Regions from separate parts of the Homo sapiens genome. Here region 2 is linked to region 1. A link is an interaction called in ENCODE POLR2A ChIA-PET data of the cell type or tissue named here. Cell type or tissue: GM12878. All regions are shown on one strand. Each heading gives the region's core, and the rest is flanking DNA. Links, peaks and the distances in the headings are about the cores only.

Region 1 (4,401 bases), core at 234-4,233:
TCTGGTAGAGTGAATCCTTTATTTGCGTGGAATGGCTTTCTCTACTACTCACAAAGGTATCTTTTTTTCCACTTTTCCCCTCATTTTTCAACTTTTGTATGTTCTTATAATTATGCCATGTCTCTTGAGTAGAGTTTTTGTTTTCTGTTTTTTTAATTTTGAGATGGAGTCTCACTCTGCCACCCAGGCTAGAGTGCAATGGTGCGATCTTGGCTCACTGCAACCTCCGGGCCCCTGGGTCTAAGTGATTCTCCAGTCTTGGCTTCCCAAGTAGCTAGGATTATAGGTGGCCACCACCACGCTTGGCTAATTTTTATATTTTTAGTAGAGACAAGTTTCACCATGTTGTCCGGGCTGGTCCCAAACTCCTGACCTCAAGTGATCCACCACCTCAGCCTCTCAAAGTTCTGGGATTACAGGCGTGGGCCACCATGCCCAGCCTTGAATAGAGTTTTTTCATCAAAAAAATATGTTTCCTATGAGTTCAGAGAGCTAATAAAAATCTGAGTTTAATAAAAATCTGAATAATAAAAATCTGAGTTTAAGAAAAAGCATAAAGAAAAGTATGACAAACCAAAACCTAACTACATTGAGTTTATATAGTAAATTACAACAATAGGATGATAGTTTTTCTGGGAGCACAGCTGTATCTTATTAAAAAACACACCAGCTGGGCACGGTAGCTCACACCTATAATCCCAGCACTTTGGGAGGCTGAGGCAGGCAGATGGCTTGAGAACAAGAGTTTGAGACAGGCTGGGCAAAATGGTGAAACCCAGTTTCTATTAAAAAAAAATACAAAAATTAGCTGGGCATGATGGCATGCAGCTGTAGTCCTAGCTACTCAGGAGGCTGAGGTGGGAGGATCACCTGAGCCCAGGAGGCAGAGGTTGCAGTGAGCCAAGATCACGTGACTGCACTCCAGCCTGGATGACAGAGCAAGATCCTGTCTCAAAAACAAAAACAAAAACAAAAACAAAACAAAACAAAACAAAACACCACCCTCGGTTGTTAACTACACACTCTCAACCATTCAAATCAAGGTAAAAATATATAAGTAAAGAACTCTGAGGAAAGTTCAAAAAGTCCCAGTACAAAAGTTTAGCAGTGACTCATAAGGAAATCCATGCCAGATGTGGTGGCTCATGCATACAATCTCAACACTCTAGGAGGCCAAGGCAGGAGGACTGCTTGAGCCCACGAGTTTCAGACCAGCCTGGACAACATAGTGAGACCCCATCTCTACAAAAATATAAAAAATAAAAGTTGTAAAAAGTAGTTGGATATAGTGGCACACACCTATAATCCCAGCTATTCAGGAGGCTGAGGCTGCAGTAAGCCATAATCACCATAATCACACCAATGCACTCCAGCCTGGGTGACAGAGCAAGGCTCTGTCTCAAAAAAGCAAAAAAAAAAAAAAAGAAAAGAAAAGGAGAGAAAATCCATTAAGCCTTCACTAAGAACCTATTTATTCTGGTCATCTCACTTCTTACAGTCCTAACAGATGAGCAGCTGCACGACAGTTGATTCTACAGACAGACATGAGTAAGAAATAAGAAGCAACAGTATAAATGAAGAGCAGCTGGGGTCTGACCAATACTGAAGAGGCAATGAACTGCAGCATCTCCCAAGGATATCAAGTGAACATATTGAAAACCCAAGTCATCAAGAAAATTAAACTGCATTCAGTAAAATCTGTTCAAAAAGTCAGAAGCTGGCCGGGCGCAGTGGCTCACGCCTGTAATCCCAGCACTTTGGGAGGCCGAGGCGGGCGGATCACGAGGTCAGGAGATGGAGACCATCCTGGCTAATATGGTGAAACCCCGTCTCTACTAAAAATACAAAAAATTAGCCGGGAGTGGTGGTGGGCGCGTGTAGTCCCAGCTACTCGGGAGGCTGAGGCAGGAGAATGGTATGAACCCGGGAGGCAGAGCTTTCAGTGAGCCAAGATCGTGCCACTGCACTCCAGCCTGGGCGACAGCGACAGAGCGAGACTCCGTCTCAAAAAAAAAAAAAAAAAAAAAAAGTCAGAAGCCAAATAATACACTGAGAAAAGCTGTTTGTCAGAAATATCTTGAGTTATCCTTGGTAGTAGCAGGCCTCACTAACCTTCAAACTTCTCTCATGTTAGATGCACATACATTTAAGTGTTATATATTTATTTTATCCATCTATTTCGCTCAGAATCCCACAAATATATTTAAATGTTTTATTTAAACATGAAATAATGTTTATTTTAAATGTTATTTTTAAAAAAAGAGCTATTACTAGAATTCACTAAGACAGACACTGAGTGATTTGGTTCCATGATACAAACCTACGGCAGCATGAAACTGAGATAAAGCATCAGCTAGCTGTCCAGCTGCAAGTAATTTCTTGCCCAATTCAAGATGTTTCTCAACATCTGCATTTACTCCACATTCAGCACCTAAAAATAAAATTAAAAACAATCAGTTAACTTTCCACGAACTAAGATTTAATTCTAAAAAATATAATATTAAAAATAGTTATCTGTCTCAGTCATCTACTCAGATGAGAAAAGTCACAGAAGCTGAAAAATGATGTAAAGAACGTAACATAAAATACAAACCCTATTTCATTATATGGAGCACAAGACAAAAAATGTACCCATCTTGACCTAATCAGTCAAAAGAATGTAACCAGTCCAGAAAATAAAGGGAAGTTGTGTAATGCAGAAGTAGTAAAAATATTTTGAATAATAAAATGAAAATTGTTTGAAGGTAGAATCTCACCTTTAATGAACATCATAGAGACTGTTACAATATTTAAGTATTTATTAAGCACCTATAATGCACTAGGCACTATTTTAGGTATCTGCAATAAGTGAGCAACATTAAAAAACTCCTGCCCCTCATACCGTCCTGGCGCCTGATGTTATCGTGGGAGGAGACAGACATGATAAATAAGTAAATTATATAGTATGTTGGGTGAAAAGTACTGTGGAAAAAGTCAAGCCATGTGAAGAGGTAAGGAGTTCAGGGGACTTAGAGTAGCAAATAAGCGCGTAAAGGGCAGGCCTTCTTGAGAAACTGACATCTGAGCAAGACTTGAAAAAAATGAGGAACTCACCATGCAGACAGCTAGGAAAATAGCTTCCAGGAAGAGGGACCAGCAAGGGTCCTAAGTCGGGAGCATGCAGATATGTTCCAGAAACAGGAGAAAGGCCTGGATGGCTGCAGCAGAGCCAAGAGGAAGATAGTAGTATGAGGTCAAAGAAGTAGAGGACCTGTCTACAGCTTTGAATATTTACTTGTCTTAAAACAGGGAACTACTGTGGAATCAATAACATGATCTGATGGACTAGGCCAATTATCAATATGTTGCCTCTCCGCTCTGAATTCATCCTTCGGTACCTGCACTGCAATAAAGGCCTGGAGTTTGCAGGCATTTCCTCTTTACAGTGAGTACAATGTTATGCTTTGTCAGTACAGGGCACTGAAGCAACACTGCAGAAAGGACACTTCCTAGTTCTGCTTGGTGCATTTTACTGTCTTCTGGCTCCTGCTGCATGGTCTGTCATGGGGTGGACTTCCTGCTGCATGGTATGGATGAGGAGGACATCCAGGGGTACTTAGCCACAGCTTATGCCCAGGGGTCCAGTTCCTCAGTGATCTGGCAACCTCAGCCCACACACTCCAGATTTCACACCCACAGAAGCACCTGGACTCCCTTCGTAGACAGGCTAACCAGCCTTCGCTCACCTATACATGAAAGGATTGTTTCCTGCTTGCCCAATTACTATGGACCAGCCACACAGCAATCTTCTCCACCAGCAAACCTGGGCTACAGCTATACCTTCTCCAATAAGCTCTAAACCCCAGCCTGGTAGAGGGGACCCCTCTTGCAAGTTGGTCCTTCCTTGAGGCTCTTAGTCCTAGAATATCCGTTAGAGTTCTCTTTACATCTTTAGTTACTCTCCTATCACAACTTAACAGTTCTTAGATTAAACTTCCCCTTTCTAAGTAACTACATGATTTCGGTCTCTCCTCAACGGACCATGAGTGACACACAATTGGTATTGGGAGCAGTCCTAGGAGACAGGCCCACAGAGATGCAATTCGAGGACTGGTTTGGTCATGGCCTTGGGCTTCAGTGCAGTGCTAAGTTCCTCGCCAATGGGAGATGAAATGCTAGTAATCCACAGTAGGTATTGGAGTCACAATTAACTAAGCTATCACTTTGGTTGACTGTAATGAAGTACTGAGGGACATGTCTTAGAAGCCCAAGTGGCTGCTGCAACTGACCATAATGGCAGAAATTATGAAAATAAGGACTTTGATGTGGGGTGGGTTCTTTTGAGAGCACTAGAGCAGGGTCCCCAAGCCCCCAGCCACGGACCAGTACCAGTCCATGGCCTGTTAGGAACTGGGCCACACA
Region 2 (4,401 bases), core at 291-4,290, 310 kb before region 1:
TGGTTATAGAGAGGAGAGTTCAATAGCAGAAACTTCTTATAATAAAAAAAATTTAATATTCTAAGACATTGTATATTCAAGAATGTGATTTGTATTGAAAACCGTAATATATCTGAGAATGTTTTGTCTTGATTAGCTTTTGATTTTAGCATATAAATTGTGCCAAAATAACATAAAATGTATGAAATGTTTCATATAAGCATAACTTGTTTTTTGAAATAAACATGCAAAACTGAGTTTATTTGGCCTATAGCTCTTTAAATATAAACTGAATATATACCTGGGGAATAACAAAGTAATCAAAACAATAGATGAGGTTGCTTCCTATATTCAAAACTATTTTTTTGCTTTTTTGCAAGTATTTAATTTAAAAAATGGCAAATCAGAAGTAAATTATTAATTTATTAGTGATTTTTTAGAGTAATACTACCAGTATATTTTTTTTGCCTGATTATTTATACTTTAAAAAATAATAAAGTAGTTTTTTTAATTTTGAAAGAGCTCTATTAAACAGTAATATATATTTATGCATATTAATACTTAACTCACTTGTTAACAAACCATTTCTAACATTTTCTTATACTTGTATTGAATTTCATATACAAAAGACTTTTATTTTTATGTAGCCAAATTTTCCTGTGTATGTGACTTTTATATTGTTTTTATACTAACAGTTTTTCCCGAACCTGATTGGGAGATTTTACTAATTCTTTCTGTAGCTTTCTAAAAGTTTTTCCTTTTATTTTACATTAAACTTTTAATCTATCTGTAATTTATTTTCATCAAAAGGTAAGAATCCAACCAGATTTTTTTCCTCAGGTACCTAGTCAATTGTATTCATTATATTTATATTATGGTCTATTTCATAGCTCTTTGTTCTGCTCCATTATCTATTTCTTATAGTAGTGCCATACTGTTTTAATATTTATTGCTTTATTATCCAGTTTCTGACAGGAGGATTTCTTCTTCATTGTGGCTCTTTTTTCCTCCAGAATGCCTTAGCTCCTTGTATTTGTTGATGCTTTTAAGTCAACATTGGAATCCTTTTCCTCCCCAAGCTCCCCTTCCCCAAAAGCCTTGTTAGGGTTTAATTAGAATTATGTTAAAAGTATTGGTTAATTTAGGAAAAATTTACATCTGTGTTGTATTGAATCTCTTATCAAATAACATGGCATGTTTCTCTGTTCACACCTGCTTTTAAAACTTAAAGGCAGAAATAATTGCTTTATTTTATCAATTATTTTTTCAACTATTGGGATGGATACAAGGTTTTTCTCATTGGACATACTAATATATTACAAAATACTTTGAAATATTATACCTTCTTTTCAATTCTGAGGAAAACTACTGATTATTAATGGTGTGGGATTATCTTAATTTGCTTTTGAATTAAGATTGCTTTCATTTTGTTTTCATGTTTCTGTGTTAATAAATGAATAGCTGTACATTTATTGAAATTATTTGACATCTTTAATTTTTATCGGTCATTCTACTTTCGTAAAGTGAATTAGGCAGCCATATTATTCTTATTCTGGATGAGTTAATATAGGAATTATCTATTCCTTTATGGCATTATTAGACTCACTATAATATAACTCACTAGTGCATCTTTTAAAGGAAATTTTGTAATGTTTAAAATTTATTGTCATTGGTTTCTGATGTCAACTTTTATAATTATAGAAACTAAAGTATCTTGAAGATTACAAAAAAATTAACATCAAACTATTAGGAAAGTCCATCTGCCATGGGCCCTGTGAGTCCTTGCATGTTCTTTCTTGGTCTGACCAGCAAAAAATGCAAGGTCCTGACCACTCTTTACCTGGGCCATTTCTCAGGGTTGTGTTTGCAGTGAGCAACCTTGAGGAATGAGGTAATGTTTGCCTTTGGGATTGGGGACAGGGAGCAAGTGTGTTTTATTGCTTACTATAAAACAGTGCTTCCCCAAGCCCAGTGTTCCTTAACGGAAACATATGCCAACTCTGTAGGATCCATCTAAGTCCATATTTTGTCACCCCCTGTGGGACTTTGGGGGCAAGCATAGTAACGCTTATACTGCTTGCTCTATGTCATGAGCAGTAAAGTCATTTGTCTTTGACCCAGGAGTCTGTCTTATGTCTTCTATCAGAATCCATAAAAGAATAAAAGGCTAACTTATTAGTTTGTAAGTCAGGTAAAATCATACCTTAGACTTTTACAGTTCTTGGTAGTTTTGGAGACTGTCATGGGTGGGATGTTGACTGACACACAGCTTCTGGAAGAGGAAGTTCGTAAGGGCCCATGGGTCGAGAAGAAAAAGGTCAATACTTACATTTCTTCCCACTGCTCACCTCTTTCTCCCTGTACTCCTGGTGGGTGATGGTAGTCTCCTGATAACTGTGTTGTAGTCTGACACATGTTCCTTGATCTGGGCTCCTAAGGAAAAGGCACTCAAACTTGACTGATTTAATGGTTTATTGTTTTGGCTCTGATTATATAACTGGTATTGGTATTTTACATGCTTATACTGTGAATGCTGTCAATGTTTGTGAAGCCCAGAGGGAAACTGTCATTCAGAGACTACCACACATGGACACCCCCAGGTGGTCCAGCAGAAACAACAAAGAATCAATCCCAGGAGGAGAAAGGACAATCACAACTTTGTATAGACTTCATAGCTGCTGGACTACCCCGAGAGACTGTTTCTAAGTACAATAGTGCCACCTGCCTGACTCAGCCACTTAGTACACCCCTTTTTAAAATAGCAGTTCTTAAGCTCTTGTTGAAACTGAATGCCTGACCCATGGAGGCCTTGTGACTCTACCACATGACATTTACATTTTCACGTAGTTCAACTAGGAGTCAGTGTCTCGCAAGGTAAAAGGGACCCAATAAGCCTCCCTGCTCAAATGGAAATTATATATTCAAAAGCCCAGCTTCTGGGCCCTAGCATGGTATCAGGTATATGTGAAAAAGTGGCAGCTACTCTTTTGGGAGTGAACTAAATAACCCATTTCACTACCTGAAGTAAGGTCACTGGCTCAAAAGGGCCCTCAGTTCACAGTGGTTTCCCTAAATGCCTGGGCCAGGCTGCTGGGACGTTTAGCTAAGTTAACAGCTGGTGGGCTCTTCGGGCTGCCTCTGCTACCATTTCACCAGGCATAAGCCTTGTAAAACCAAAAGCTGAAGTGGTCACTCTACTCAGTGGGCAGAACTCAAGGCCGTCATCCTCTCCCTGAACAAAATCTGACCCCTTGGTTAAATATAATACATTCATACTGACTCTTGTGCTGTTGCCAATGGCCTACCTGTCTGGTCTGCCACTTGGAAGACTACAGATGGGCAGCTTAAAAATACCACTCCTTGGGGCTTGCACACTGTGAAAGTAATTTGCACTTGCCCATCTGACAGTCTGGTTTACTCCTTTAGATGTACATATTATAGACCCATTCCCTGATAAGTGTGAATAGAGACAAACTGACTATGCCAAGACCGTGTGAGGCCCTGACTGCTCTTTACCATGGCCTTTTCTCGGGGTGTTTTCAGTGAGTGACTTTGAGGGATAAGTGAGTGTTTCTCCCTGGGACAAAGGGCAACTTACTTACTGCTTGTTATTAAATGATGGGTTTCCCACATTCAGTGTTCTTTAGATGTGATCCATACCCACTGCCTGTGTAGAATTCTTGTGGGTCCATCATACTTCTCCCTGTGGAATGTGGGCCCATGGGGAACCCATGTAAACATACTAATGTTCATGTTGCTTGCTGTGCCACAAGTAATCAAGCTCTTTGACTCAGAAATCTCTGTCTTTTGCCAGAATCCATGAAACAATGAAAAGCTAACTTATTAGCTTGTAAGTAGGGTAAAACAATTCTACAGCCTGACAGAAACATTCCCCCCCCCCCCCCCCGCTATGTAGGGCAAAGTTAATAATTTTTTTTTTCCTTTTGTGAACTTCAGGCATATACTCTTGGGTTTGTGATATCTTATCAATATTGGTCAATGGTTTTTTTTTCTTATTTAAGCATATAATTTATGTTTTTACATAGGTTATGTATAGTAATATAAATATTTTAATTTTTTCCTCTCTGTAGATATGTTTCTCCTTCCTAGATTTTCTTTAGTTTTCATTTTCTTTCAGTTTTTCCAGATTAGGTTTTTATCTTTTTTTAAAGAAATGACTGATAAATTTTTTCTGCTTTTTTATTCTAATAGGTTTTGCATTTATGTATTTTCTTCTGTCTGTGGTTGAGCTAAACACTTGGTTTTTTGTGTTTTTTTTGTTTTTTTTTTCAATTATAACATATTTAGGTCATCAATGTTGCCTTTCTTTACTATGTGATATTCTCATTGTCCCAATTTCGTAAAATTCTTCTTAACAGTAGTTTTATTTACATGTTGGAAAGTAGAGTGACCACTGGGAGA

What was found. Peaks named below come from ENCODE experiments on the same cell type or tissue, not always from the same donor. Only the 100,000 strongest peaks of a DNase experiment are listed, where the experiment ranks them.
Region 2: POLR2A ChIA-PET joins it to region 1 with 6 read pairs; 1 of 35 experiments calls an interaction of 5 or more read pairs at or near these places.

What each region holds. Positions count from the first base shown.
Region 1 is chr13:95,707,257-95,711,657 of GRCh38, reverse strand. DNAJC3 (DnaJ heat shock protein family (Hsp40) member C3) reads right to left here. Exons shown (of 12, transcript NM_006260.5): 2 at 2,321-2,431. Among named protein-coding and RNA genes, the nearest start is that of DNAJC3, 32 kb to the right of the region's middle. RefSeq lists an enhancer at 4,233-4,401. In GM12878, for the core only: no CTCF peak of the experiment used is centred there; no DNase peak of the experiment used is centred there; H3K27ac peaks cover 691 bases.
Region 2 is chr13:96,018,608-96,023,008 of GRCh38, reverse strand. All of the region lies in intron 4 of UGGT2 (UDP-glucose glycoprotein glucosyltransferase 2), which reads left to right. Among named protein-coding and RNA genes, the nearest start is that of UGGT2, 33 kb to the left of the region's middle. In GM12878, for the core only: a CTCF peak has its summit at 2,706; a DNase peak (open chromatin) is centred at 2,688.